Regions from separate parts of the Homo sapiens genome. Here all the other regions are linked to region 5. Evidence: chromatin loops called from intact Hi-C (ENCODE). Cell type or tissue: heart right ventricle. All regions are shown on one strand.

Region 1 (5,000 bases), 77 kb after region 5:
TCTATATGTTTTTTTCGCCAGCTATAATAAATACTCAGCAACACTTTCAGCTACTTATGTACTAATGAAATCAGTTGTTTTTCAAAGCTTTGTTAAGCATAAAGTTTTATAGCAAGGCTCAAACTATGAGGCCATCAACTGAGACTGCAACATCTTTAAGTCAACACAATCATTCAGCCTTAAAAAGAAAGGAAATTCCGACAAACTCTACAACATGGATGAACCTTGAAGACACTATGCTAAATGAAATAAGCCAGTCACAAAAGCACGAATATTGTATTATTTTACTTATATGAGGTAACTGGAGTAGTAAAAGTGATAGAGACAAAGTAGAATTGTAGTTTCCAGGGCCTAAGGGTAGGGGGAAAGGGTTATTTAATGGGTACAGAGTTTCAGTGGAAGAAGATGATGAAGGTCTGGAGATGGATGGTGGTAATGGTTGCAGAGCAGTGTGAATGTATTTAATGCCACAGAACTACACACTAAAAATAGTTAAAATGGTAAATATATATTATGAATATTTTACAATATTTTTTTAAAAAAATATCTACACAAAGAGTTTGTGTCTTAGCAGGCCAATACTTCATTTTAGCCAAAAAACAAAATCAGTATTGCCTGTCTTTGGGGATGGGTCCAAAGGGTATCAACCAATCCACCATCTTGGGAAGCCAGTCTGTTGAAGTGAGGCTTGGGAGACCTCCTGTGATAATGGAAATAAATTGATATATGAATAAAACTTGGGATAAGGGAGACATCTGGCAGATGGAAAACTCTGTCTTCTTCCTTTCCTCAAGGATGCACTAAAGACAGAATGAACATTAGGCAGCTAGAAAGAGGGTTCTACATCCCTACCCTGGAGGTGTCTGGAGGAAATCTCTTCTCTATCCCATTCTCTCAAGGACAACTTGCCCTTGTCCTTCCTGCATATTCTGTTTTTGATTGACAAGACTTATCCTTCCTGGTCCCATTGCTTTTTCATTCTCAGGCAGGCACTGACATTGATCTGTGGGGTTTGTGCAGATGCTCTGAAATGCTACTCTGGCAACCTCATGGGTTGGCACTCCTGCAAAAAGGATGGATCGTAAATTGTGGATCCAACACACACACACAAATATTTAGTTTCCTTCAGCCTACACGTTGTTCAAAGGGCAGAATTAAGAGTTGATCTTTCTAGTTTCCACCGTCGTTTGGCCCTTGACCACAGTCAGGCAGTTAAAAAAGTACATCCAAAGTGAAGTCTTGGCTGACGCACCTGAATGTAGTAGTGATGTAGCAATCATACAAGCTCCTATTCATGGATGCCTACTGTATTACAAGTGCTGTTCTATGTAATATTTAATCCAGACAAAAACCTCTTTTATAAACAAGAAACTGAGGCTCAGGGAGATTAAAAAATCTTGCATAAGTTCATTCAACTAGGTAAGTGGCAGAGCTGGGCTGCGACCCAGGTGTGTCTGAGACTGAGCCCATGCTCTTTCTACGATATTTGCTGGTATGGATTCATTTCCCCCTTTAGTGTTCCAAGTAGCTTTGCTATTTATAAAAAGAAAGAACTGAGTACATGCCTCATCTCAACTACTTGATGAGGTAAGGGCATCAAAAAGGAATTTACTGTGAAACAAACAAACTTTGAGCAGGCATGTTTCACAAAGCAGATTTACTCAATGATTGATTATACCCTCCAAATTTATTTTCTCTGTTAAAATGGCCATCATTCTTTAAAAGGCAATTCCATGTATCAAGTAAACAGATTTTACAAGCAGTTTGTTTTGCCCGTTAGGCTGTAAGTTCCTAAGAGGAACTCAGAAATATTTTTTTGAATGAATTAACTTGGTTGAGGGTCTGGACAGGGATTTTCTATGTTGTTTAATTCTGTTCAAAACAAATAAACTGGCTCCTCAGAAACAGCTTACAACCACAATTATGGTAACAGTTCTCTGTGGTGGTGGGGAAGACTGGGGGGATTTTGGTCAAAGGATACAACATTTCAGTTAGACAGGAGGGATAAGTTCGAGAGATTTATGGTACAACATGGTGACTAGAGTTGATAACAATGTATCATGTACTTGAAAATCACTAAGAGTAGATTTTAAGTGTTCTCATCATGCACAAAAAATAAGTATGTGAGGTAATGCATATATTAACTTAATTTAGCCATTCCATAATGTATACATATTTCAAAACATTTTGCTGTACACCATAAATGCACACAATTTTTATGTGTCAATTTTTTTTTTTTAAGTTTCTAAACAGCTGGTTGTAAGACCAGACCCAAAGGGTGGGGTTTGGGGGTGGGATGGAGGTAAAAGACCTGAGTGTGATTTTTTTTTTTTTTTTTTTTTGAGACAGAGTCTTGCTCGGTCGCCCAGGCTGGAGTGCTGTGGCGCATTTTCAGCTCACTGCAACCTCTGCCTCCCATGTTCAAGCCATTCTCCTTCCTCAGCCTTCCGAGTAGCTGGGACTACAGGCGCCCACCACCACGCCCAGCTGATTTTTGTATTTTTAGTAGAGACAGGGTTTCACCATGTTGGCCAGGCTGGTCTTGAACTCCTGACCTCAGGTGATCCGCCCGCCTCAGCCTCCCAAAGTGCTGGTATTACAGGCATGAGCCACCATGCCCAGCCCTGAGAGTGATTATTGTCTGCAGTTAAACAAAATAAATTTACAAAGCTTCTCATTGAACCTGTGGATGAGGAAAATCATGAAAAACGTTGTTGGTGGATGGGAATCCATTTATTGCTCATGTTAGGTGTGAAATGCTTCTTGACAGTCTCTTTATTTAGTGGGCTGTCTTTTGCTATTCCTGTGAGCCTAGAATTTCTACAGGTTTGCTAGTGCACTCAGTCTCTCTATTCATCAGTTATGATTTTATCCCCAACTGTCTCCTCTATTTGTGGCTGCAGAGGGCCCACCCTAGTGGTGAGAACAGTACAGTGTCTGATGCATTCACGGTGAGGCGATATCTAAGTTTTAATACATGTTGACAGAAATAAGTGAGCATAATTTGACAGAATAACTTATTTATCTTTCAGAAAGCAGCGCCGACAACCTGATGCAAGTCACCCTTGGGAGACGCTTACTGAGAAAGTGAATGACTTGAAAGGGCTGAGGGCCGGGAGAAAGGGGGCCTCTCTCCACATGAGATGCAAGCCCGCAGCAGGAGAGGGGAAGCCGCTGCTGAGAGCGCTTCCCATGAGTGAGCACGACACTGCCAGGCCTTAAGGGATGTGCCATTTCCTTTCTCTTTGGAGTGATGAAGATGGCAGGTGAAATTTTCAGGAGCGTGGCCCACAGAGCCTTCCTGAGGTTCTGAACTACATAGAGGTGCTAGTGCACTGAGAGTTAAAGCCCCAAGTCCTCCCCACAGAGCTTAATACCACCCAAATGTTCCTTGTTACAGCTTTTAATTCCTGAAACACCGACACATGGATGAGACTTGTTATCATCCTCTTTCGTTTTTTTAGCAACCCAATGAACCTCCCTCATGGCTTTCATAACTTGCTTTTAAACCCCTTGAAAATACCGCTGCAGTGTGGCTTTCTCTGCTCCATTGCCCCATGGGAAGGAACATCCTCAAATTACCCTCTTTCTCTTTCTCTGCATCAACACATAGAAAGTGCTGGCTCATCATTCATCTCCCACACTCCTTTCCTATTTCTTTACGCCCTGACTTCAAGTGCTCAAACATTTTAGCCAAATCTCTAATTAAGAGAAAAGAGAAGCCCCTGGAGAGAGGAGGAGCTGCATACCAAGGCCTGGGGCTCTAGCTGCATGATAGCTGGTCGCAGCTTTGTAACGGACAGTTTAGTCTTTCACCGGTTCTCATTAACACTGTCTAAGAGATCCGCAGGTTTGCCCAGTGACAGGTCTGTATGGAATGCGGCACCCAGGATGCCTCTGTCCCTTGGTGACTGAAGAAGCATTTGATTCGTTGGGCTGCCCAATGATTTATTGGGAGTGACCAAATTGTGCTTTCAAAAAGACGAAGTGTGGAAATAAAGACAGGAATCAAGGTTTGCTCCGTGCCTACTGCGGGTCAGCATCGTAAGAAGCACTACATTGGGTAAGGACACACATTTTGGAGTCATCCCGTCCTGGGTTACATTTTTGGGTCCCTTCCTTCTCCAGCTGTGTGAAATTAATCAAATCACATATTTCCCGGACATTCCTCTTCTGTAAATGTGGATAATACTCTCTCTCTCTCTCATAGGATGTGGTGGGGATCAAATGAGAAAACAGACCTACAGCACCAGAAGAATGGATGACAGAGGTTAGTTATGATTCTGTTTCTTTAATTGTGTTATCTCATTAAATATTAGATAATAATGTAGGGTAGTTAGGGGTCTCAGCTCCATTTGATCAAGGAATTTAAGCACCAGAATGTTAATCCTGTGTGAACATCATCTAAACCCTGGTCAGACTGGATCCCAAATTGTGCTTTTTCTCCTGCCCCTGAGGAATGTATTGGTTGCATATGTGGGTGGCAATGAGGCAGCTAAAATTAATGACCCTCCAGACCAAGCACAATGACCTTGCAAAGCAATTGGGCTTCAGATGCAACCTACACACGTTCTTTTTTTTATTATTAGCATCGCCTGGAGACAGCCTCCCTATACCAAACAAAGCCAGCTTTTCCTGCACTGTGCTGTGGAAAATTCCAGAGCCATGGCTGTGCCCTTCTTAGGCTGCTGAGGTCAAAGTCGGTCAGAAATAGGTGAATCTCCATCAGATGGGGCTTTTCCCCAGCAGAGTTTCATCAAGTCAGGTTCAGAACTTGGGATCCTTGGTCCCCCTATGGACTGCTCACTGCACTTGGGCTGTACCTGCTTCTTCACTGAGTGGGTGGGGGCTCCCCTACTTGGCAGGTATCAGGACACATTGTACAGTCCTTCCCACCTCATTGAGGTGGAGCACATAAACAGATGAGAATGAAAGTGAGGGCAGCGGCGTTTGTATGGATGGGGGTGGGGAATGTGGTGTGGAGGGGCAGGAGGCTTCCA
Region 2 (5,000 bases), 1.0 Mb after region 5:
TAAGTAAAGCTGCTTTCTTTTTTCATTGCCCAAATGTATGGCTTGCACCCAACTAGTCACTGCTTGGGGCCAGAGTTAGAAAATTTTCTCTTCCTAATTTATGTTTCATTGACTTTTTATGGTGGCAGATATTGATCTCGCTTTGTGTGCCATCAGATCAAATGCTGCAACCCAATTCAGAGCCAAGATCATGACTTTCAGTGATCAGCCTTTAATGTGCAGGAAAAAATGGAGGTGGAAACATGATTTATTTTCCTTTTGCAGGCTTTTTATTATAGACACAGATGTTGGGAGCTTTCTCAGCTACAGTCAGCTGTGGAATGGGGCAGGTGAACTGCCCTGCTTTCCTGGAGTGCCACAACCATAAAACAAACTGAACATTCCAGGAATGACTCATTTGATTAGAAGAGCCAAAAACCAGCACTAAGCAAAAGCAGAAAAGAACAAAGATCATTTTTCATTAGGGTTACTGATGGTCCCTAGGCATGGTCAAAGAAATGATGGAAGAGGCCACGTGCGGTGGCTCACACCTGTAATCCCAGCACTTTGGGAGGCCAAGGCAGGTGGATCACGAGGTCAGGAGATCGAGACCATCCTGGCTAACATGGTGAAACCCTATCTCTACTAAAAATACAAAAAAATAAAAATAAAAAATTAGCCAGGCATGGCGGCACTAGTCCCAGCTACTCGGGAGGCTGAGGCAGAAGAATCACTTGAACTCAGGAAGTGGAGGTGGCAGTGAGCCGAGATCATGCCACTGCACTCCAGCCTGGGCAACAGAACAAGACTTCATCTCAAAAAAAAAAAAAAAAAAAAAAGGAAATAGAAATGATGGAAGAATGATTGTCTGTTTGTTATATAAAATTAGAGACACAGGAATATCATTAATATATTTGTTCCAGAATTGATAGCAAGAATGGCTTGACTTGGCTTAGGCCGTATCCTTTTGTTGCTTATAATCCTTTATTAGTTTCTCTGAACATTTTTTAAAGAGACTGACTTCATTAGTAGAGCAGAACCATATAAGTTAAAGTCTACACAATGCATTCCAAGAGATGGACATGATTATGTTGGGCTAGAATGCCATTATAACAGACATGAGGAAATATGTAGATTATCTCATCCCTGGAGACCTTACAGATAACTTCTTGTGGTACTGGGATTTGTGGAGTGAATTCCCATTGCCTTGTTACACCACTGTGGAAGCTAAAAAAGAGAATGGGACATTTTAGAAATTGTGCATCACTGAAGAACAGGAGTATTAAGAAGAAATTTAGGCTGGGCGCAGTGGTTCACACCTGTAATCCTAGCACTTTGGGAGGTTGTGGCAGGTGAATCACCTGAGGTCAGGAGTTTGAGACCAGCCTGGCCAACGTGGTGAAACCCTGTCTCTACTAAAAATACAAAAAGTAGCTGGGCGTGGTGGCAGGCACCTGTAATCCCAGCTACTTGCGAGGCTGAGGCAGGAGAATCATTTGAACCCGGGAGGCAGAGGTTGCTGTGAGCAGAGACCACACCATTGCACTGAGCCTGAGCAACAAGAGCAAAGCTCCATCTAAAAAATAATAATAATTTTTATAAAAGAAACAGGTTTCTTTGATTCCCATCTGGAATTGGAAAAAAAAAGATGGAGAACACAAATAATGTTGGGTTAGGAATATGTGTGTGTTTGTGTGTCTTTAAAAGCTTTAAATAACTCCAAGTGATTCTAACACGTAGACAAAGCTGACAACTATGGCACTAGGTCCATCCCTCTTGGGATATTCTGAATTGGACAGTGCAGTTGCTTCAAATATAACAGTCATTGGCACAAACATTTAAATTAGAAATGTGTTGTCTCCCTACAGCACCTAGCTAAGCAAATATTAGTTCCTCCAGAAACATTTATTGAAATAAATCACTGATTTTAGCCTGAGAGTGGGGTCACTGTGCAACTTAAAATGTAAACAAGATTTTCTCAAATCACCAGGCCCCATACTATAGAAGGGCCACTGCCTTTACTAATATTTGTATAAATTCCTAGGAGATTCACATTCCCAAAGTCACCTCTGGCCCCAATTTCATGACTCTGCTGAATTTTAACTTCAACAATTCCAAAGCATCGAAACACATAAGACCCTCAGCAAGAAAGCATTCTATTCTGCATCACACAAACAGAAAATCCCTATTAGACATCCCTGTTTTTCAAGTCCTTTGTTATCCTGAGGCCAGAGATTCCTCACTTATTTTGTCACCTCAGGTGACTTCGCTGTCTTATGTGGCTGATGGCTGTTCCCCACCTGCCTCAAATCACTCCTCAGACCCCACCCACTCCCAATTCCCAGGTCTTTCCACTCAGAGAACAGACCAGCTCTTTGCTACCCCTGCTGCCAAATAGCTTCAAGCCCAACTCTGCACCTACCCATTTAGGTGCTCAGTTTAATGTGATGGCTTTTTTTAATCCTTTTTAGCAACACCAATGACTAGGAGAGACTCTAAGATTATAGCTGTCAACACTGGGCTTCAATTGGGGCTAATGCTGCCCCCTTGTGGTAGAAGTGAGAATGCTAGAGATGCGTAATGCAATTACGATTTCCCCAATATTATTCTTTCAGATTTTAAATGTATCTAAAAACACATCCTCAGTTGGACAATCTACTACTATCCCACCTTTAATTAAAGACTTTATACAGATTGATTAGGTACTTCTAAACTTTGATGCCAATGACTACTAGATAGACAGGAAATGTTCATGTACTAATACTTGCTATGTGGTCATTTATCTCAAAATTGCTCAGTGCAGACTGTATAAAATCAAAAGGCATCTGGTTAGCAGCTGAAATTCACTTATCAGGAATTCCAGCCTCCAAAGTATTTTAGTAAGAACTTCAAAGATGCTTACCAAAAACACCAGAGGGTTTCTTAGCATAAAGAATATTAGAAATCATTTTTCTCTGGTGAAATAAATGGAAATAAGTAAAATTCAGGATATATCATGGGTTAGAAAGATACTTGGGGCCGCACTAACCTTTCTTAAAACAGGAGAATAAAATCAGCAATCCCAGTGTCTTAATATCTTGGGACAATCCAGGGCTGTATTTGGTCCTATGTCCCTTTCACACTGCAGAAGACTATCAATTTACCCAAATAAGAAGTTCACATCTACTCACCAGAATGGTGTTGCATTGGCTCACAGGAAGCCTCTCATTCAAGATGCTTAGAGAAATGCCAAAAGTCGGAGAATAAGGCACTTTCTGGGCTTACAAGAATAGGTAGGTAGTATAACTGTTTTAATGTATCTTTACTCATTAAAAATGGGAAGGTTTGGTAGAATTTGGTTTAAGGCTATCTTCAATACAAAATGCCACCTGGTAAGAAAGTTGTTGAGAGAGGGCAGAGCAAAATGGCGGAATAGAAAGATCTACCAATCATGCCCTTCACAAGGACACCAAGTTAACAATTATCTATACAGAAAAAACACCTATTCATAAGAACCAAAAATCAAGTAAGCACTCATAGTACCTCCTTTTAACTTTATATCACTGAAAGAAGCACTGAAGAGACTAAAAACAGTCCTGAATCACCGTTGTGACCCCTTCCTCACTCCCTGCCTTGGTGGCATGGTATGGAGGGATTCTCTGGGTGCTGGGGGAGGGAGAATACAGCAATTGTGATGCACTGAACTCACTGCTGTCCTGTCAGAGCAGAAAGGAAAACCAGACCAAACTCAGCTGACACCCACCCACAGAGGGAACATTTAAGCCAGGCTTAGCCAGAGGGGAATCACCAATCCCAGAAGTCTGAGCTTGAGTGCCTCCAAACCTTGCCTCCAAGGGCTATAGCACTCTGTCTCCAAGTAAACTTGAAAGGCAATCTAGGCCATAAGGACTACAACTCTTAGGCGAGTCCTAGGGCTGAACTAAGCCCAGAGATAGTGGACACCAGCTGTGGCAGCCAAGGGAGTGCTCGCATCATACCTCCTCTAACCCCAGGCTACAACTCACAACTCCAAAAGAGACCCCTTCCTTCCACTTAAGGAGAGGAGTGGGAAGAGTAGGAAGGATGTTGTCTTACATCTATGATACCAGCTCAGCCACAGCAAAATAGGATACCAGTCAGAGTCATGAGGCCCCCATTCGAGGGCCTAGCTCACAGATGACATTTCTAGACACACCCTGGGCCAGAAGGGAACCCACTGCCTTGAAGGAAAGGACCCAGTCCTGCCAGCATTCATCACCTGCTAACCAAAGAGCCCTTGGACCTTAAATAACCAGTAGTAATACACAGGTACTACGTAGAAGGCCTTGGGTGAGCCTCTGAGACTTGTTGGCTTCAGGTGAGACTCAGTACATAGCCAGCTGCTGTGGCTATGGGACAAAACTTCTGCTTGAGAAAAGCAGAAGGAAAAGTAAAAGGGACTTTGTATTGCACCATAGGTACCACCATCACCACAGGGGACTAGAGCACCAAGAGGGTTCTTGGGATCCCTGATTCCAGGATGTGACTCTTGGATGGCATTTCTGGACCTAACCTGGGCCAGAGAGGAACCCACTGCCCTGAAGGGTGAGTCCCAGGCCAGGTAGCCTTCATGACAAGCTGACTTTAGAGACTGTGGGCCTTAAGGGAAGATGAGTGTTAGTCTGGCAGTACTCACCATGGCCTCGGTTGGTAGTAGCTACAGGGTGAGGCTCCTCTGCTTCCATCTTGTGGCATAAGTGACAGCTTAGCCACACTGCAATAGAATATCAGGTAGATGAAGGCTTTTGACTCTAGTACCCCACTCCCAAACAGAACTTCTGGGCCCACCTAGGGCTTGGGGGACCTCTCCCTAAAGGGAAGGACATAGGCCTGGATGGATTTGCCACCTGCTAATTATAGAACCCTAGGCCCTTCAGCGAACATAGGCAGTAGCCAGGGACTGGTTACAGCAGGCCTTGGGTCAGGGACTGGTTACAGCAGGCCTTTCTGAGACACAGTGCTGTGCTGGCTTCAGGTCTGACCCAGTGCAGTCATAGTGGTGG
Region 3 (5,000 bases), 430 kb after region 5:
CCTCCTTGCCTCAATTTGGGACACTTTTTTTTTTTTTTTTGAGATGTAATTTTGCTCTTGTCCCCCAGGCTGGAGTGCAGTGATGTGATCTCAACTCCCTGCAACCTCTGCCTCCCAGGTTCAAGCGATTCTCCTGCCTCAGCCTCCTGAGCAGCTGGGATTACAGGCATGTGCCGCCACACCCGGTTAATTTTGTATTTTTTTTTTTTTTTTTTTTTTAGTAAAGACAAGGTTTCACCATGTTGGCCAAGCTGGTCTCGAACTCCTGACCTCAGGTGATCTGCCCAACTTGGCCTCCCAAAGTGCTGGGATTACAGATGTGAGCCACCATGCCTGGCCTATGCAATTTGGGACACATCTCACGGGCCATCCCTGCTTCAGAGCTCCCCATGGGTTCAGCTAATTTTCTTCTGCAACTGTATCACAGGTCAACTTTTTCTCTGCCCAGTCCTCTGGAAGGGCCTCTGCTTCTCATTCTTTCCCAATTTGCTTACCAAGCATGTTTCTCCATAGCATTTCCCAGTAAACCAGCTGCCTAGAAATCTCCTCTCAGAGGCTACTTCCCAGGAAATCTAACCTAAGATAATCACAAGGGCTTTCCTGGGATCCTGCTTAGCTTTAGTGCTTATCCACCTGCATTTCTCAAGTGGGAATAAGAAACCCCAGTATTTGTTTTGCTAAAATTGATTATTTACACCATCAACTCAGAACTACATTAGAGCTGCTTTTCCAATAGAGCTGCGTTTCCAAAAATCTCATCATTTTTACTAATCATAAAAGATGGAAAACTTGAGGCTATCACCCATAATTAATTAGTGCATCAAAAACATTAAGTATGAGAAACATTTATCTACATTTTCCAAATCAGTAAAAATAATTGTAAAAAATTATGACTGTTCTTTCTCTCAGATGTCTCCAGAATCATTTAGTGATATCTGGGTCTTCTTTGGGCTGTTCAACTTCCTCTTCCTCTAATGGGTATCCCTCAAGGGTCTCTGATGTTGCCTTGTTCTTTTCCTAAATTGGCTCATTTCCTGGATTTTCTTTGCCTCCTGGTCAATACAGGCAAGATGGCAGCTTTTACTGGAAGGCTTGTTGGGAGTAGATCTTTTGGTTCATAGAAACCTAAAGAGTTATCCACGGGAGACAGTTGTGTCTGAGTGTGTCTCATGTCAATAGACTTTGATGTTATTCAAGCAGAAACTTCTGACTTGTGGGTTAGAGGTTGTATGTTAGACTTAGAGATCAGGTGCACAGGCAGGGTGAGGGGTATATTTGGGAATCCAAGAATTAGTGTCTTTCTCCCTACTCTGTAGTGACTAAAATCTACATGGAGCAGAGCACAGTTTACTTGGCTGGGTTGTTGGTGGCTCTCTTTACCAGTTTATGAAATCTAAGTTTGTCATTTTTGCTTTGATGAATGACTATCAATTTGTACCCAGTCATGAAACAAACAGAACTGTGACTTGTGCTTTACAATTTGGGTAGGCAACTTACTTTGCTGTAGACCTTTGCTAGTCAATTTGTGATTTGTGAATCAATAGCATTGACCTGAGGCCGGGCGCAGTGGCTCATGCCTGTAATCCCAGCACTTTGGGAAGCCGAGGTGGGTGGATCACGAGGTAAAGAGATGGAGACCATCCTGGCCAACACGGTGAAACTCCGTCTTTACTGAAAATACAAAAATTAGCTGGGCGTGTTGGCGCGTGCCTGTAGTCTCAGCTACTTGGGAGGCTGAGGCAGGAGAATCGCTTGAACCTGGGATACAGAGGTTGCAGTGAGCCAAGATCACACCACTACTCTCCAGCCTAGGTGGCAGAGCGAGACTCTGTCTCAAACAAAAAACGAAAAACAAAAAAACCCAGCATTGACCTGAGAGCTTATGAGAAGTGCACAATTTTGGCTCCTGGCTCTAACCCATGGCTACTAAATCAGAATGTGCTACTAAACAAGATTATTTCATACTTCTAGGAGGGTCCCAAGTGATATTGATGCTACTGATCCACAGAACACATTTCAGGAAGTAAGGCTGCAGATAGTTTTATCGTATTTCCAGTAGTTGCAATGGTTACCCTTATAGGAAGCTGGGTTGTGGCTGTGTCCGCCTGTATCTCCCAGTGCTGTGTTTAAAGCCCTACTCATTGTCACAACAAGCCAAGTGAGCGAGAATTAGACAGAAAGCAGTACCCAAGGATGATAGATGGTGGCTGTTCCCAGAGAAATGAAGAGAGTCCTTGTTGTATGGGTAGAACTGCTCTCCGATGTGGGGATGCAGCTTAGAGCCCAGCTCTGGGAAATGGCTAATTATCTCGTTGAGAAAGCCCACCAAGAAGCAGCTTTCACATGGAGGAAAATGTTGCCTGGACAGAGAATGGCCTCTCCACCGGCTCTGTTCAGAGGAAGCAGAAAGGAGAGACTTTGACTGGAAATCACACCAGTAAGGGCATTTCTTAAACTTTTGAAAATATAAGGGAAAAGCCCTTCCCTGGGAAATTGGAGACTTGGATACTGGGTCTGTCTCAATCACCAACAAGATATAAACACCAATACATTACCTATACTCTGGGTTTCACTTATTTCATCTGTAAAATGAGGGTTTCTAAGAATTTACCCAGCTCTTTAGCACCTAAGAACTCAAAAGCCCTAGAATTGGCTGCAAAATCTGCTCTTGCCACAAGAGGGAGTCATTTTTCTGAGATAATAGAAATTCTATGCATAGTCTTAATGAAAAGATTTAGGCAAACATTAGCATTTGAGCACCCAGAACTAAATGGCCTTTCATAAATAATTTTAAAAGATTAAAAGGCTTATTAACTTTTTTCACTTACATTAAATTGTGACTAATTCTTTGCTTGAACAAGCAAAAAAAAAAAAAGACGATTGAGAAAGATCAATAGAGCAAACGAAAACATTGATTATCTACAAATATAACAAAGAAGGTCTTGACTTTCCTCCAAAGATTCCTAGGAATTCAAGCCTGTTCAGTGTTTCTCTTATTTTTTTGCACATTGTCAAATCCTGGGGGTTTCCTGACCCTTTGGTAGAGAGTTTTGTGTCTAAGAATTAACATTAGACTCAAGGTGTGTCTAACTGACAACAAATGATTCTGGAAGAGAATAAACTGGTACATAAGGAAATGGGAGGCACTGTTTGTAGGATTCCAAACATCTGTATGAGAAGTGAAACATTCCATCCAGAGTCAACATGTTGCCTCTACAAAAGATGTTTTTCAGATACTGTACCTTCATGTTAGGTGTCATGTGAGCTCAGCACTGAGCTAAGGAGCTGTGATCGCTTCATTTGTCCCAGATCACCCAGACCCCCTTACTGTAACTGATCTCACCATGGTTCTTTCTTCTTTCCTCTATCTTTCCATGTTGTGAAAGGGAGTTTTCCAGGCTGAGGGTGGTTGGCCTGTCTGCCGCAGGTAGAGTAAAGAAAATGGGATGTGAACTATGAGTGAAGGCTGGGAGAAGAGGAAGCACTGGTTGACTTTTGGTGGGCAACCTGAAAGAGAGCTGTGAATGACATCTCTCCTCCCTGCTCCTAACTAGAGAGTGTGTCTCAGAGAACTGTGCCATTTAAGAGCCGGAAGGCACTCTCAAAGCCACCTGGTTCAATATTTCCCAAAGAGGAGCATTTTCTGTTCATACAATAGGATATTATTTTAGCTTATGCATAGACATAGAAGCAACATTGACTCACAGAGGGAGAATCTAATCCCTCCTAATGGCCTCAAGGAATATGCCTTCTTCTTATCCTGTGATGTTTCTAAAACCCCTCTATCGGTTACCAATTTCTCATTTTTGACAAAAAAAAAAAGGTTTTACCATAAAAAAATCAGAGCAGTCACCAGGCAACACTATCTAGCTAGAATATAATAGTATTGCTTGATTTGTTGCATTGATTTTTATGACTATGTGCTATTTATAACAATGATATTGGTTTCTCTATCCATAATGCCATCACATTTGCTTTTTAAGTAAAAAAGTGAATTGACTTAAAGAAAAATGTTAGGTAAGTAATAGTACAAGCGGTACACAGATAAGTCAGAAAATGTGCAGATGGTACCAGCAGGTAGAGTTATTGACAATAAGCCCATAGCTCTGTCTTCTGACTTGATAACTTTTCACACATGTTGTGTATCTGGTTCTATAGTGGGATTGACCACTAATGAGTTACTTTAATCAGGCTGACACAGAAAAACAAATGCGCTCTAATCTCCTTTCAACTGGTCAAGTTTTAACTTTATTAGGTATATTAAATAACTCATATTGCTCCTTTGGGACACACAGAAAAAGGGGGAAAATTCCTTTTGTGCCAAACAGTACAGTTCTATGTTAAATCCCATTGCAGCCCACAGGCAAAATCCCATAGCTGCCAATGCCATATCAAAGAAGGTTCTCTATTTCCCTATCCCTGTAGCTCAGAGTTAATAACACTTGGTTTACCTAATTACAACAAATTTTTTCCAATAATAATCCTTACAACTAGTGCTTTCTCTGGCCCTGGGCCAGTCACTCAATAAAGCAAAGACCTAACTGTTATTTCCTTTAGGCAGGAAATCCTTTTTCTGTAACCTCAGACATTTCTTATAACTTTATTTGTATGTTTATCATCAATCAGTACAATCAGACTCCTTGAATTATGTGAGCTCCATGAAGGCAGGGGTCTCATCTGTTTCGTTGACTGCTGTGTTTTCAATGCTTGGAACAGTGCCTGCTCTTCGATAAACGTTTGTTGATTAACGGACAGATTAATTAACTGCACTGGTGGGAACAAGTCTTGATTTGGGGGAATTGCTTGTTTATGTAAAGCCAACTGGAACAGCTGTTCTGTGTAGGTGCACATCACAGAGGCAGCTTTCATCTTAAAGAGGAAGATAAAGAACACACCAGTGATGGAAGTTATGCTCAGCTTGGGAAATCACAGATTTTAAAAAGTGCCAGAGGTTATCTGTTTTTATTGAACATTGGAACCTTCCCAGCTGGTAAAATGCC
Region 4 (5,000 bases), 960 kb after region 5:
CAGAATTAAATCTCCAGAACTTTTAATATTCCAATTTTAAACTATCAAGCTAAAAAAGAAAAGTGGTAGGCATTAGGCATGATATTCAATCAACACATAAGCACTTGGAAGTATTACATCCTTCAACCTACTATGTGTCCAACTGTAGACAAGACACTCTAGACAGAGTAATGGACAGGTGAGCCAGGAGACCTGAGTTCTGCTCATGACCCAGTCACTAATTACCTGAGATGTCTCCTTTAACAAGCTACTTTTCATCTTAATTTCCTCACTTACGAAAGGTGAGTAGTAGACTAAATCCGGGTTTTTGGAGTATATTATATAGAACTATAAGAACTCAAAGACCACTCCAAAAAGTCAGAACATGATTAGGTTATGTTGGAAAAGGTAGGAATCGGGAACTCTGATACTTGCTTCATTCTTATTCCTATTTTGAGATATCCCACAAAATTTTATTTGAAAAAAAAACTTATTTTGTTTTTGTTTATGCCGCAAGTACCTCCAATCTGACATATCCAAAGCTGAATTCAATGTTTTCTTTTCTTCTCCATCAATCAATATTATATATCCCTATCCCAAGCCCCATCCATGGAGCATCCCAGGCGAGAAGACTAAATATAATCTTAACTCTGCCATATTCCTCACCAGATCGTAGCACCCACATACCCAATCAATCACGAAGCCTTATCTAGAAGGAACTGAGAATATAGATTGCTGAAAACAGGAACTTAAGACTTTGTTCTTTTTTTACTGACCAAAGCTATAAAAATAGAAGTTACAATTATATTTGATGAAAATCCTTGAAAAGAGACTAGTAATTCATTACTGAGCTGGCTATTGCTCTTTACAATAAGATAAGAAAGAGGATTATAAGTTTATATTCTGATCGCAGAAATACAAAAAAAATAGAAAGCACTTGTAGAAAACTAGAATGATCTATGTCTCTATGTGCTCTAATTCTTGATATGATGAATTATAATCCCTTTTTAATGTATATCAAAGTACTCCAAGATATTCAACTGTTAACCATAAATGTTTTTCTCTGTTTGTTCATTTATTTTTTATTTCCTTTCCACGGAACATCATCTTTAAACTTGAAGTCTATGATGATTACAAAGCTTCTTTGTAGGGAAAATTGCGTTTATTCATTAATTATACAGAATTTAGATATGGGAAAATTTACTTGTTTGCATAATCTATAAAAGAATTTGTTATAAGAAACTGTAATCTATATAATATGTTTATTAGAGGAAACTGAATTTTTTTTTACTGTAAATGAATTTGCCAACTATTGTGGTAATTAAACCATCCCTCTGCAAATGAATTTAAGAGCGTTGTGGTAATCAATCCTCCACTGCACATGTGGTGTATGTTCTTATTAAAGAGAAAGCACTTTTCCTGGCTCTCTCTTATAGCTGTAAAAAAAAACCCTTCATTTTTTAAATGTTATTGTTTTTCATTGACAAATAATTATTGTACATATTCATGGAATACATAGTGATGATTTTATAAATATAATTCATTGTGATCAGATCTGGGTAATTAATATAGCCATCATCTCAAATACTTATCATTTCTTTGCATTAGAAATAGTCAATATCCTCCTTCTAGCTATTTTAAACTATATAATATATAGTTAACTATAGTCATCCTACAGTGGTAAAGAACACTAGAACTTAACTCCTCCTATCTAGCTGTTGTTTTGTATCCTTTAACAAATCTCTCCCTACTTCACTCTTCTGCCTACCCTTCCCAGCCTCTGGTATCCTCTGCTCTATTGTTTACTTCTATGAGATCAACTTTTTTTTAGCTTCCACATGAGTGAGAATATATGGTGTTTAACTTTCTGTTCCTGACATATTTTACTTAATACAATGTCCTCCTGTTTCATCCATGTTGCCACAAATGATAGAATTTCATTCTTTTTTATGGCTGAATAATATTCCATGATGTGTGTGTGTGTGTGTGTGTGTGTGTGTGTGTGTGTGTGTACACCTAGGTTGAGTAAATACCTTGGCTATTGTGAATAGTGCTGCAATAAACATGGGAATGCAGATGTCTCAATCAATATACTGACTTCTTTTCCTTTGGATAAATGCCCACGATTTTTGGATCATATGATGGTTCTATTTGTAGTTAACAGATCTTTATACTGCTCTCCACAGTGGCTGTATCAGTTCACACTCCCACCAACAGCATATGAGTTCTTTCTTCACATTTTCACAAGTATGTATTATTTTTTGTCTTTTTGATAATAGCCATCCTAACTGGGGTGAGGGGATACTTCCACCTTGTGGTTTTGATCGGCATTTCTCTAATCATTAGTCATCACTAATCATTAGAGAAATTTTTAAGCATTTTTTCATGTATTTGCTGGTCAATTGTATGTCTTCTTTTGAGAAATGTCTACTCAGATCATTTGTCCATTTTTTTAATCAGATTTTTTTTTTTTTTTTTTTTTTTGCTGCTGAGTTCCTTGTCAATTGTGGATATTAGTCCCCTGTTGAATAAGTAGTTTGCAGCTATTTTCTTCCATTCTGTAAGTTGCCTCCTCACATTAAGGGTTGTTTCTTTTGCTGTAATAACTTATTTTAGTTTGATATAAACCCATTTGTTTATTTGTGCTTTTGTTGCCTGTGCTTTTGAGGTCTTATTCATAAAATCTTTTCCCAGACAAATGTTCTGAAGCATTTCCCCTATGTTTTCTTTTGCTAATGTTATTTTTAGTCTGACATTTAGGTTTTTGAACCATTTTGAGTTGATTTTTGTATAGGGTAAGAGGTTGTGGTTTAGTTTTATTCTCTGCATATGGATATCCAGTTTCCCATTTCTTGAAGAAACTATCCTCTCCCCAGTGAGTGTTGTTGGTAGCATCATCAAAAATCAGCTGGCTGTAGATATGTGGATAAATTTCCAGCTTTCCTGCTCTGTCTTATTGATCTATGTGTCTGTTTTTAATGCCAGTATCATACTGTTCTGATTACTACAGCTTTGTAGTATATTTTGAGGTCTGGTAGTATGATATCTCCAGCTTTCTGTTCAGAATTGCTTTAAATTTGTTTGGAACCACAAAAGATCTTGACTAGCCTCTGACAGTGCTTATCTAATGGAGTATTAAGTTGATTTCTTCCACAAGTTTCACAAGCTTACACAGCAACTTAAACACATACATGTAGTCATGGCTTGTAGACAGAGACCCGTATAGAGTATGGAATATAAAGTTCATGACTTATTTTTTATGCTGTTCCCCTTACCTAGAATGCCCTCTCCCAACATTTCTACCTCACAAACTCTTATCAGCCATTCAGTCTGTGTGTGTGTGTGTGTGTGTGTGTGTGTGTGTGTGTGTCTTTGATGCTGTCCCTTTGTCTCTCTCCAGGAAGAACTTACTGCTATCTTTCATGTTCATATAGTACTCAGAACATCTTTCAACTCTGGTATTTAGCACATTACATATATTGTTTATTTATTTATATGTCTTTCTATCAAACCAATACATAGGACTTTTGAGAAGATTCCATATCTCATCATCTTCATAAGGTCAAGCTGAGGAAATAAAATATAATAGCTATTCAGCCAATAGTTCTAAGACTGAATAATTAGTGGAATAAGACTATAAATAGTTTTTAATTTTAGATTTGGGTAGTACACGTGTAGGTTTGTTACATGGCTATATTGCATAATGCTGGAGTTTGGGCATCTATTGAATCCATCAACCAAGTAGTGAACAGGTAGCTTTTCTCCCCCTTTCCCTCCTTTCTCCCCCTTTGCCTATTGTTTCCATCTTTACTTTCATGTGTACCCATTGTTAGCTCCCACTTATAAATCAGAACATGTCGTATTTGATTTTCTGATGTAGTGTTAATTCACTTAAAATAATGGCCTCCAGATGAACCCATGTTGCTGCAAAGGGCATGACTTTACCGTTTTTTTGTGGTTGCAAAGTATTCTATGTATATACCATAGAATACCATATTTTCTTTATCAAATCATCCTTGAATGAAATTTTGGTTGATTCCATTACTTACTCATTGTGAATAGTGTGCTACAATAAACATACAAGTGCAAGTATCTTTATAATAGAACAATTTCTTTTCCTTTGGGTAGATACCCAGTAGTGGGATTGCTGAGAGAAAATGTCAGTTCTATTTTTAGTTCTAAGCAAAACTCTTCAAACTGTTTTACATAGAGTTTGTACTAATTTACATTTGTACCAACAGTGTATAAGCATTCCCTTTTGTCTGCATCCTCACCAACATCATTTTTTTTTTTTACTTGTTAATGATGTCATCTCATAGCAGTCAGAATGGCTATCTCATTGGAGTTTTAATTTGCATTTCTCTGATAATTAGCAATGTCGAGCATTTTTTCATGTTTCCTGACCACTTCTATGTTTTCTTTTGAGAAGTCTTTGTTCATGTCATTTGCCCACTTTTTAATGTTGTTACTTGCTTTTTTCTTGTTTAAGTTCTTTATAGGTTCTGGATATTTGTCTGATACATAGGCTTGCAAATATTTTCTCCAATTCTGTAGGTTTCCCATTTACACTTTTGATTATTTATTGTTTTTAATGCATTTGCCTTTGAGGTTTCAGTCACAAATTTTTTGTCTAGGCCAATGTCCAAAAAGGTGTTTCCTTGGTTGTCTTCTAGGATTTTCATAGTTTGAGTCTTACTATGGATTAAAGACTTAAATGTAAGGTTTTTTTGTGTGTATGGTGAAAGGTAAGGGACTAGCTTCAATATTCTGCATGTAACTAGCAAGTTCTCCCAGCATCCTTTATTGAATAGGGATCCTATCCTCATTTCTTGTTTTTGTCAACTTTGTCAAAGATTAGATTGTTGTAGGTGTGCAGTTTTATTTCTCAGTTCTCTGTTCTGTTTTATTGATCTATGTTTATTTTGTACCAGTACCAGGCTGTTTTGGTTACTATAGCCTTGTAGTATAGTTTGAAGTTGAATAATGTTATGCCTTGGCTTGTTCTTTTTGCCTAGAATTGA
Region 5 (5,000 bases):
GTCACTGCTGAAGCCATTTGCAGCCTGTCGAATATTATATATTTTTGTTTGTTCGTTTGTTGTTGTTGTTGTTTTAGATGGAGTCTCTCTGTTGCCCAGGCTGGAGTGCTGTGGCACAATCTCAGCTCACTGCAACCTCTGCCTCCTGGGTTCAAGTGATTCTTGCACCTCAGCCTCCTGAGTAGCTGGGATTACAGGTACTGACCACCACGCCCGGCTAATTTTTTTTGTATTTTTAGTAGAGATGAGGTTTCACCATGTTGGCCAGGTTGGTCTCGAACTCCTGACCTCAAGAGATCCACCCGCCTCGGCCTCCCAAAGTGCTGGGATTATAGGCATGAGCTACCACGTCCGGCCTTGAATATTGGTTTTATTCCTGCCATTTAGGGACACTAAATAATTGTCACAATATACTAGTGACCAGGAGAGAGGGTCTGGGGATGATCTATACATTTGTGCAGTGACTTTTTGGTGGCTGAAAAAACAGAGAGTCGAGCACAATCTTTGATTACTTAGTCTTAGCTGGAGGATTTGTCAGGCATTGTCTGATAGGTGGAGGAATCTGCATCCTTAGACTAGGTAGGAGGTATTCCCACTTTGTTGGCAGTTGGCAAAGAATGGTGGCTCTCTCACTGTTGTCATTCTCATTCTGATTAGCCACCTTATTAAAAGAGGAGTTCAGGGAACTCTAGCTGGACTTTTATTTCAAGGGTGTTTTCCCAGCCTGTGCTGATAGATGCTCATGGGGTTGGTTGTAGTCTTCAGACGCAAACAGGATCTTATTGTTTCCACTGGGGAGCAGCATGGGTGAAGGAATGGATTGAAGTGTGTGTCATCTTACCTTTCCTACCTGAATCTGAATCTGTGTTTGAAAAACAAAATAAAACAAAACCCAAAATGAAACAGAAAAACGTTCTGGTACCACCTAGGCAGCTATATCCTCTCAAAAACACTCTGTAATTTGCCTGGGTTTCCTCTGAATTGACCCAGGATGACTGCAATCTGCTTTCCATCATCTGAAAGGTGTGGCTAATTAGTGCTTGTTCTCTGGAAGCCTCTCCTCTCCTATTACACTCTCGATCCTGTTTTTTTTAAGCAAAAGAAGTCAGGAGAAGGTTGTAGGCATTGGCTCAAATACTCCCAGGACTTTATGGAATGCATTTCCCATTTACTATCCATTTCAGTGCTTACACTATGCTGGGGGAAGCTGAGCTACAGCTTTACCTTGCTTAGTGAATAAATGGCTATTTCTCTGTGTTAATGGTCTGCATGTCTTATTTCATAGGTCATGGGAATGGGAAAGTACAGCTCTGTCGTTGACTTGATTGCTTTTGTCCAGCCATGAGAAACACTCTCATCTCTGTCCCCAATCCCCTATTAGTGAAAAATCCCCAAATGCACTAATTCCTCCCTCTCCTCAAAAACATTACATTGTGATAGTAGAAAATGTGGAGGGGTGGGTGTGGTGCTTCGACAAAAGGGAACCACTGAAGCCTGGTTTCTGCTTGCAAAATGCGTAGTCCAGTTGAAGGGACGTGGAATCATTTGGGGAATCAAGCCTGCTCTAACTCTTGGCTCCCTGGACCGTGTCATCATCTGGACGCCAGATAAAATACAGATGTTCAGCTAGAAACACAGCACCAGACCATTTTCCTTTTGGCTTGCACTGCCTCTTAAATGCCTGAATGCCAAACAAACTCATTTTCAGCATTTTGCTTCAGCTATAACTCACAGAAGATAGCCCAATCTGGATTGAATAATCTTCTCGGCTCTGTCTCTGAAATAGGGCCCGTGTTCTCCGTGGCCTTTGGCTGCTGGGCTTTCCACGGTCTCTGAGCTGCTCTTCCTTGAAGTCACATGTGTAAAACTGCCGTAGTAGACAGCAGCCATGGACGTGCCTCCTCTCCAGCCCAGCAAAAACCACAGAGCTGTCACTCCCTCGAGCCCTTAGCACACTCCTCCTGTACAGCACTCTCTTCGGCTGCCGTTGCCTTTGCACCGAAGTGACCCTTTTAACAAATTCTTGCCTCGAAATCAAATGAAGAGCAGCTCCTGTTTTTGTGACTGTCTCCGCATAGAACATGAGTCAGATTTTTCCAACAGGAAGAGGATTTTGTTTTTTAACCACCTCGGTCACAGAGGGGTCGCTGAAAGTTTGTAATTACCTTGCAAGGAAGCCTATAACTGACGCTCAAGTGTGAGGAGGCGCGTTCTAAAGACTCGGGGAGGAATGAGCACCTGCAGGGCTTTGCTGTTGGATTCCAAGCTCCCACACCTGTCCCCTCTCCTCCCTCCTCAGAAGCTTCACGCTTTCCCTGTCTGCAACTGGGAAGAGCAACTTTTAAAGGCAAGCTTGACTGACGGTGAGCTCTAATAACGCAGCCATAGAGACCGTCTGTTTTTAGCATAAAATCTAATACATTCGAGCAGTTCTTGCTTGTCTAATTGGAAAAGCCTACCCTACAGGTAAAATTTTCCTTTACTGTAAAAAGGACATGTAATAAGGACGTAGGACATGCCTGTGATAGAAGTGACTCCGAAATTTCTGAGAAAATGATACCAGGGCCATTTCCCTCCGTGACTCTCTTCACTTGCTTCCGGGCCTGCTTCACCCAGGTAGAAACTCAAGCAGGTAGACTAATTATAAATTGCCCTTTGGGCTCTCTCTGCTGGCTGAATGCCAACCTCAGCTTCCTACCCACTCCTACTGCAAGCATCAGAGAGACTCAGGAACGATCCCAACTTGATTCTCACTCCAAACTCTTGTTTTTCTGCACAGCCTTTCTCTCCTGGATAACTAAAAAAACCAGAGTTATAGAAGGAGGGAAGCAGAGTAGGTCGCTAGACCCCTGTGACCTCTTTTTTGGGGGGCACATACCATTCCAGAATTTGCCCTCCTCCTGGGTCTTGGTGGCATGCACGCACATCCCACGCAGCAGCTGCAGTCCTTCCTGGCAGCTGCTGCACTCGTCATGACCAGGGCCTGTGCAGGTTTCGCATGCTCGGTGGCAGGACTCACATTCTCCCATTTCTTGGTCACCATAGAATCCAGGACCACATTTCCTCACACAACTGCCACCTATGTGAGAACACAGAGAGAAAGCATGAAGGCTTTAGTGATCTTTGCAAGGCCAAGTTCTAAAGAGGCTGGAGGAAATTTTAGGGACATTTTTCTTTGCATTTGTTTTTATTATTATTTTTGAGATGGAGTCTCTCTCTGTTGCCCAGGCTAAAGTGCAGTGGCATGATCTCGGCTCACTGCATCCTCCACCTCCCGGGTTCAAGCAATTCTCCTGCCTCAGCCTCTTGAGTGACCGGGACTACAGGTATGTGTCACCACGCACGGCTTATATATTTTTAGTAGAGATGGGGTTTCACCATGTTGGCCAGGCCACTGTGTCCAGCCTTTGCATTTGTTTTCAAAGAAACCAAGATGGCTTTAGCTTATGTCAACCAAGAAATGTGTTTTAATAAATCCAGGTCGGGCGAGGTGGCTCATGCTTGTAATCCCAGCACTTTGGGAGGCTGAGGTGGGTGGATCACCTGAGGTCAGGTGTTCGAGGCCAGCCTGGCCAACAGAGGTTGCAGTGAGCTGAGATTGCGCCACTGCACTCCAACCTGGGTGACAAGAGTGAGACTCCATCTAAAAAAATCCAACACTTTACCTAAGTCCTTTTTCAACTGGGAATTTACATTGGCCATTAGAGGGTTAAGAGCATCGAATACAGAATCCTTGAGGCCTTGAAAAATTACAAATAAAATAAATCTCTGTGTAGAGAAACACTGAAGATCATTGTGGGCTGTCCTTCTCATTCTTTCTCCCCCAAACACTCAAGTGCATTGGGCTATTATCCTCTTCAGCTGGAAGAGTCACACTGTATTTCTTTCCTAACTATCCATTTCCATCAGTCAGTGAGTTGACCAAAGCCTAAGGCAAGGGATCTTGTTAGATTCTTACAGTGCATGGGGATATATAAGATGGATTAAGTCTCAAGACAAGGGTCAGAGCTCTCAATATGCCAGGTGACTTCAATGCCAAAACATTCATCTTCAGGTCCCCACTCTCTATCTCCATCCAATTCAGCCTTGTTTCCATCAGCTTGGAGATATTTGAGATTAATTAGTGGAACAGGAACCATGCTTCAGTAATAAAAGCAGAAGGAGGTGGTTTGGCTAATGTTTATTTCTAAACCAAATTAAAATTTCTCCTTGGGCCAGAGGTGCCCACACGCACAGACTCTGAAACCAATCACATGTGCGCTCCTGTGGCCCCGACTGTGTGGAGCTCCAGTGCCTGGTTCTTAGCTTGGATGGTGCCATTTTCTAACTTACCTAAGAGAAAGAAGCCCTCTTCACACCAGTAACACCCATTCTGGTCACAGCTGCCACAGTTACTATCACACGCCTTGCATTCCACTTCCTCACTGTAGGTCTTCTCAGGACAGGTTTTATAACAATGGTGATCAAACCTAGAGGAAGAAGACATCATTTCTTTCATGACTTATGTTGATGTATTTCTCTTCACCATAATTTAATCTCCTTATGTATGTCTATGCAGAGTTTTTTGTTTCGTTTTGTTTTGTTTTGTTTGAGATGGAGTTTTGCTCTTGTCGCCCAGGCTGGAGTGCAGTGGTCGATCTCGGCTCACTGCAACTTCTGTCTCCCGGGCTCAAGTGATTCTCTTGCCTCAGCCTCCCGAGTAGCTGGGATTACAGGTGCACACCACCATGCCTGGCTAATTTTTGTATTTTTTTCCAGAGAGGGGGTTTTGCCATGTTGCCCAGGCTGGTCTCAAACTCCTGGCCTCAGGGGATCTGCCCACCTCTGCCTCCCAAAGTGTTGGAATTACAGGCATGAGCCACCACGCCCAGCCTGTGCAGCATTTTCAACAGGAGTGGATAATTGAATTTCAGGCTTGGTCTGTTATGCACCCCTCAACCCAAGTCACTAACCACCTCCTTCTGGACCTCCAAGGACTCTTTATCAGGGCAGCTGGGAGA
Region 6 (5,000 bases), 1.1 Mb after region 5:
CCTGGAAGAAAACCCAGGCATTACCATTCAGGACATAGGCATGGGCAAGGACTTCATATCTAAAACACCAAAAGCAATGGCAACAAAAGCCAAAATTGACAAATGGGATCTAATTAAACTAAAGAGCTTCTGCACAGCAAAAGAAACTACCATCAGAGTGAACAGGCAACCTACAAAATGGGAGAAAATTTTCGCAACCTACTCATCTGACAAAAGGCATTATAATATCCAGAATCTACAATGAACTCAAACAAATTTACAAGAAAAAAACAAACAACCCCATCAAAAAGTGGGTGAAGGACATGAACAGACACTTCTCAAAAGAAGACATTTATGCAGCCAAAAAACACATGAGAAAATGCTCACCATCGCTGGCCATCAGAGAAATGCAAATCAAAACCACAATGAGATACCATCTCACACCAGTTAGAATGGCAATCATTAAAAAGTCAGGAAACAACAGGTGCTGGAGAGGATGTGGAGAAATAGGAACACTTTTACACTGTTGGTGAGACTGTAAACTAGTTCAACCCTTGTGGAAGTCAGTGTGGCGATTCCTCAGGGATCTAGAACTAGAAATACCATTAGACCCAGCCATCCCATTACTGGGTATATACCCAAAGGACTATAAATCATGCTGCTATAAAGACACATGCACACGTATGTTTATTGCGGCATTATTCACAATAGCAAAGACTTGGAACCAACCCAAATGTCCAACAATGATAGACTAGATTAAGAAAATGTGGCACATATACACCATGGAATACTATGCAGCCATAAAACATGATGAGTTCATGTCCTTTGTAGGGACATGGATGAAATTGGAAATCATCATTCTCAGTCAACTATCGCAAGAACAAAAAACCAAACACCGCATATTCTCACTCATAGGTGGGAATTGAACAATGAGAACACATGGACACAGGAAGGGGAACATCACACTCTGGGGACTGTTGTGGGGTGGGGGAAGGGGGGAGGTATAGCACTGGGAGATATACCTAATGCTAGATGACCAGTTAGTGGGTGCAGCGCACCAGCATGGCACATATATACATATGTAACTAACCTGCACAATGTGCACATGTGCCCTAAAACTTAAAGTATAATAATAATAAATAAATAAATTTTAAAAAAAAGAGAAAAAGAAAATGTGGCTAACTAGGTTCCATACTCAATGTAATTATCTAAGAGGGGCTCAAAAACCTAAGGGCTTTCAGCTATCTTTGCTTCCCTTCTTTAAGGAAAGAAGATGATCCAAAACTATGGTCTAGGCACTTTTTTTTTTTAGTATTAGAAAACTTGGTCAAAATGAACTCTTAGGTGGAAATTCAATTTATATACTGTCTTAATTTATTCAGTCAACAAATATCTATTGTGCACCATTGTTCAAAGTACTGGGGATACAGCTGTGAACACAATGGACAAAAAGCCCAGACCTCATGGAACTTACCCTTTAGAAGAAGAGGTGATCTGGTTGAAGGGGTCTATGTGAGCTGGCAAAGGCAAGGAGTAGAGCCCCTGGAGCTCTTTAGTATGCATAAGAACTACCTGGAACACTTGTGGAAGTGCAGGTCCCTACCCTCCCTGCCCCCAGTCCCTCCAGACTCTGATTCTGTAGGTCTCCAGGAAGGAAATTTGGATTTTTAACAAGTACTCAAAAGTATTTGATGTAGGTGATACAGACCACACTGGAGAAGCACGGCCCTAGAGTTTCCCAAGCCACAGTTTACAAACTACGTGCCTAGATTATTTCTCTAGGGATTGGCCTTTCCATCCTCTTTCTCAGGCAGTCATCAAGAAGCATGTGATGGATGTCCCCATTGAACTAGGACCTGAGAAATGCATGAAGTTTCATTAGAGGTATTTTTTTTGTGCCAAAATCAGAGTCAAATAAAAACAAATTACTAAAACTCCAAAATTATCTTAGATTCCAAAAATACCCTCAACGGTAAACAGATGAAGACCTGTGAGCTCCTCTTGAACCAAGTTCCTAGAGTGCTTGGCATATATCTCAGCACACCAACTTAGCCTAAGTATCACAAGGATCTACTTCTGCCACTCTTTCCTGTTCTCAAGTAGTTGTTCATGAAAGGTGAGCACTGTGATTCATCTGAGTCTCTGTGTCCCTTTGTGCCACCACAGTATTTGTTATATGGTAGACAATATATGTTTGTGAAATCCTTGAATAAATGAGATAATGAATGAACAAGTGAATTAACAAATAAATAAGCCAACCTCCCCTGTATTAGCTTGCAAATGAGAGGATCTCTCTTTCTACATGATGTCCAGCTTCCTAAGTCTCTGATTTTAATGTTGAAAGAAGGCCAGAATGAAAAGGAAATCAGCCACTAATTGCTGCCTCCAAAAATTGACCCCCTCAAAAATTACAGAATGCTCTTCGCTACATGGCTTCATGGTTTGTAAGTCCTGGAATTGGCTACATTTCAAATCATGTCTGTAAAAATACATCTACTAAAAAGAAAGCTTGTTGTATGGCAGTTTATAAGAGTTTCCTGGTCCTCTAACACCAGAGTTACATAAAGTTTCCACAGCATACCCTATTTCCATTGCAAAAACCTTTAACCTTTAAGTTAATCCCTCCCCAAATTTGATGATGATGATTGATGAAAATGACAGCAAAAGCCTCCAACTGTTTATTTAGGCATCACTGCCCTCTGCTGGATAAAATTAGAAGTTTCCATGTAAGTGTACTTAGTTTTCCAGATTCTCTGGATATAAAAGGACTTTTAAAGTTATTCTTACCTAGTCAAATCCAGGGCTAAAACTAAGGATCAGTATTTGATTTTCTCCTTTTGCCTAAGGCTCCAATATGATTCAATACAACATTGTTACTGATCCTGTCTTTATCCAAAATTGTGATGTTTTGTTCATTGGGAACTTTTTTGCGTTAAATTTTATTTTTAATATCGCATTAAAATATTGTTTATCTTGATCACTGAATCTTTTGAGGCTCCCTTAAATTTTGTCCCTATAGCAAGTGCCTCACTTGCCTTACCCTAATCCCAGCACTGGTCAAACTAGCCCTAAACTACTTTCTCCAGGAAGTTGACAGCCACATTTGAACACTTCAGGAACATCTTCCTTGACCTCTCTCACTAGGTCTAGGCTCCCTAAACTAGGGTCCTGCAGAACCATGTATCTCTCCTTGCATAATTGCTGAATAAATATCTGACTCCACTCTAGACTGACCTCCATGAAAACAGGAGACTTGTCTGGAATTTTTTCTAAGCATAGGATTTTCAGTACCAGTAGTTAGAGAATAAATATAAGTTGAATGAAAGAATTACCAAATACCAGTGAAAGAAGGAAAATCTTCCTTCTATTAGAGCAAAGTAATAATAACAGCAAAAACAACTGCTATTTCCTGATCACTTACTGCATGGCGGACTTTGTGCTGAGTAACATATGGTCTCATTTAATCCACACAACAGTCTTGCATGGCATGGACCATTAATACCCACATTTCAGCAGAGGAAGAATCTAAGGCTTAGAGAAATGCAGAAACCAGAAGCATTTCTTTCTGTAGAAAGAAATGTAGAAACATTGGTTCTAGAGCTTTCCCTTCATAACACTTTTACATATCACACAAAAATAATTCCATCAAACAAGACTATAAGAGACAATAACTAAAAAAAGAAAAAAGTAGGAATTCCAAATCCTACCCAAAAAGGATTATATGCCTGTTATGTGAAAGGCTCTAGACTAAGATCTTCAGGGAATGAAAAGGAAAAGCAGAGCAAATATCTCTCTGGGATCATCAGTTTAGGAAAATATGGAATATTTTAAAAATTAACTATGCAAATACTAATGTAAAAATATAAGGTCTAGTAGGGTCAATGTCATAAGAGAAGGAATAAATGTGAGAGAAAGATTATAATCTGGTTGGAGGGATCAAGAATCCCTTCATAGGAGGTGGCAGCATGTCAGCCAAGCTCTGAAGGAGAGAATAAATATTAACAGGTAGAATTGAGGATAGGAGGAGGGAGAACAACTGAGAAAGAGGCAACAGTCCAAGGAAAACCACCTTTACAAAAATCGTAACAGCGGGAATGACGACAGTGAGAGAGATCTGGTCTAACCAACTCTATCTTGCCTTTAATGTCCTAACTACCCATCGTCATGCCTGAGTGTGGGCCAAGATAATTTAGGGAGAAATTTAGTTTATAGCTTAATTGATAATAGCCCGTCCCCAAAACTACCACCTCTATAAAACTAACTAAAGGTCACCAGGTTAGGAGGATGAGAGGGGCCTCAATTCATAGTTAAATGACTACCAGCCATTATTCTGGAAGACATAAGATTTGCAACTTCCCCAAGTACTCCTGTAAATAGCATCACTATTGTAGAATCTGAGATTGGCCTTTTGAGATGTCTTTTCAGACGTTTGCATTTCTGATGATGGGATGGTCATACGGGGACCAGCGACTCCTCTGTGGCCCCCACCCAGAAGCAGACTCAGTGCTGGAGGACGGTTTTCCACACCCCTATGATTGCATTCCCAACCAATCAGCAGCACCCATACCCTAGCCCCTGCCCACCAAACTATGGTTGAAAAATCCTAGCCTCCAAATTTTCAGGGAGGCTGATTTTAGTAATAATCAAACACCAATCTGCCGTTTAGCGGGTTCTGCACGTATTAAACCCTTTCTTTATTGCAATCCCCCTGTCTTGATAAATTGGCTCTATCTTAGCAGTGGGCAAGAAGAACACACTGAGTGGTTACACAAACACAAGGAAAGAGGCAGGAGCGTGTGTGTGTGTGTGTGTGTACGGGAATGTTGCAGTTTGTCTGCAACACAAGGCACACATAGAAAGTAAAGGGACATGGGGCAGGAATGCAGACTGGAACATAGCACCAAGGCACCCCCATGCCAGGCCAAGGGACCCTTACATAAGTATTTCCTACTAGAAAGAAAGAACATTTCTGAGCAGGGAAATGCTGTGAAGCTCAAACCCTCCTCCCCCACCAAAATCCA

What was found. Peaks named below come from ENCODE experiments on the same cell type or tissue, not always from the same donor. Only the 100,000 strongest peaks of a DNase experiment are listed, where the experiment ranks them.
Region 1: it touches region 5 in a loop (4-fold over the local background); 19 of 110 quality-filtered maps call a loop at or near these places.
Region 2: it touches region 5 in a loop (3-fold over the local background); 58 of 110 quality-filtered maps call a loop at or near these places.
Region 3: a loop joins it to region 5, with 3 times the contacts of the local background. A loop is called at or near these places in 44 of 110 quality-filtered maps.
Region 4: it touches region 5 in a loop (3-fold over the local background); 4 of 110 quality-filtered maps call a loop at or near these places.
Region 6: it touches region 5 in a loop (4-fold over the local background); 49 of 110 quality-filtered maps call a loop at or near these places.

Annotation. Positions count from the first base shown.
Region 1 is chr9:76,217,869-76,222,868 of GRCh38, reverse strand. The region is part of intron 20 of PCSK5 (proprotein convertase subtilisin/kexin type 5); the gene reads right to left. Among named protein-coding and RNA genes, the nearest start is that of RFK, 170 kb to the left of the region's middle. In heart right ventricle, a CTCF peak has its summit at 2,922; a DNase peak (open chromatin) is centred at 2,948; H3K27me3 peaks cover 1,601 bases.
Region 2 is chr9:75,263,190-75,268,189 of GRCh38, reverse strand. No RefSeq gene overlaps it. Among named protein-coding and RNA genes, the nearest start is that of OSTF1, 180 kb to the right of the region's middle. In heart right ventricle, a CTCF peak has its summit at 2,538 (motif pointing left); a DNase peak (open chromatin) is centred at 2,502.
Region 3 is chr9:75,864,135-75,869,134 of GRCh38, reverse strand. The region is part of intron 2 of LOC105376091 (a long non-coding RNA gene); the gene reads right to left. Among named protein-coding and RNA genes, the nearest start is that of PCSK5, 24 kb to the left of the region's middle. In heart right ventricle, CTCF peaks have their summits at 2,467 and 2,670 (motif pointing right); no DNase peak of the experiment used is centred here.
Region 4 is chr9:75,331,113-75,336,112 of GRCh38, reverse strand. No RefSeq gene overlaps it. Among named protein-coding and RNA genes, the nearest start is that of OSTF1, 250 kb to the right of the region's middle. In heart right ventricle, a CTCF peak has its summit at 2,278 (motif pointing left); no DNase peak of the experiment used is centred here.
Region 5 is chr9:76,294,744-76,299,743 of GRCh38, reverse strand. It overlaps PCSK5 (proprotein convertase subtilisin/kexin type 5), which reads right to left. Exons shown (of 38, transcript NM_001372043.1): 26 at 4,333-4,469; 27 at 2,879-3,079. Among named protein-coding and RNA genes, the nearest start is that of RFK, 97 kb to the left of the region's middle. In heart right ventricle, no CTCF peak of the experiment used is centred here; DNase peaks (open chromatin) are centred at 1,603 and 1,883; H3K27ac peaks cover 1,830 bases; H3K27me3 peaks cover 562 bases.
Region 6 is chr9:75,198,752-75,203,751 of GRCh38, reverse strand. No RefSeq gene overlaps it. Among named protein-coding and RNA genes, the nearest start is that of OSTF1, 110 kb to the right of the region's middle. In heart right ventricle, CTCF peaks have their summits at 2,482 and 2,684 (motif pointing left); no DNase peak of the experiment used is centred here.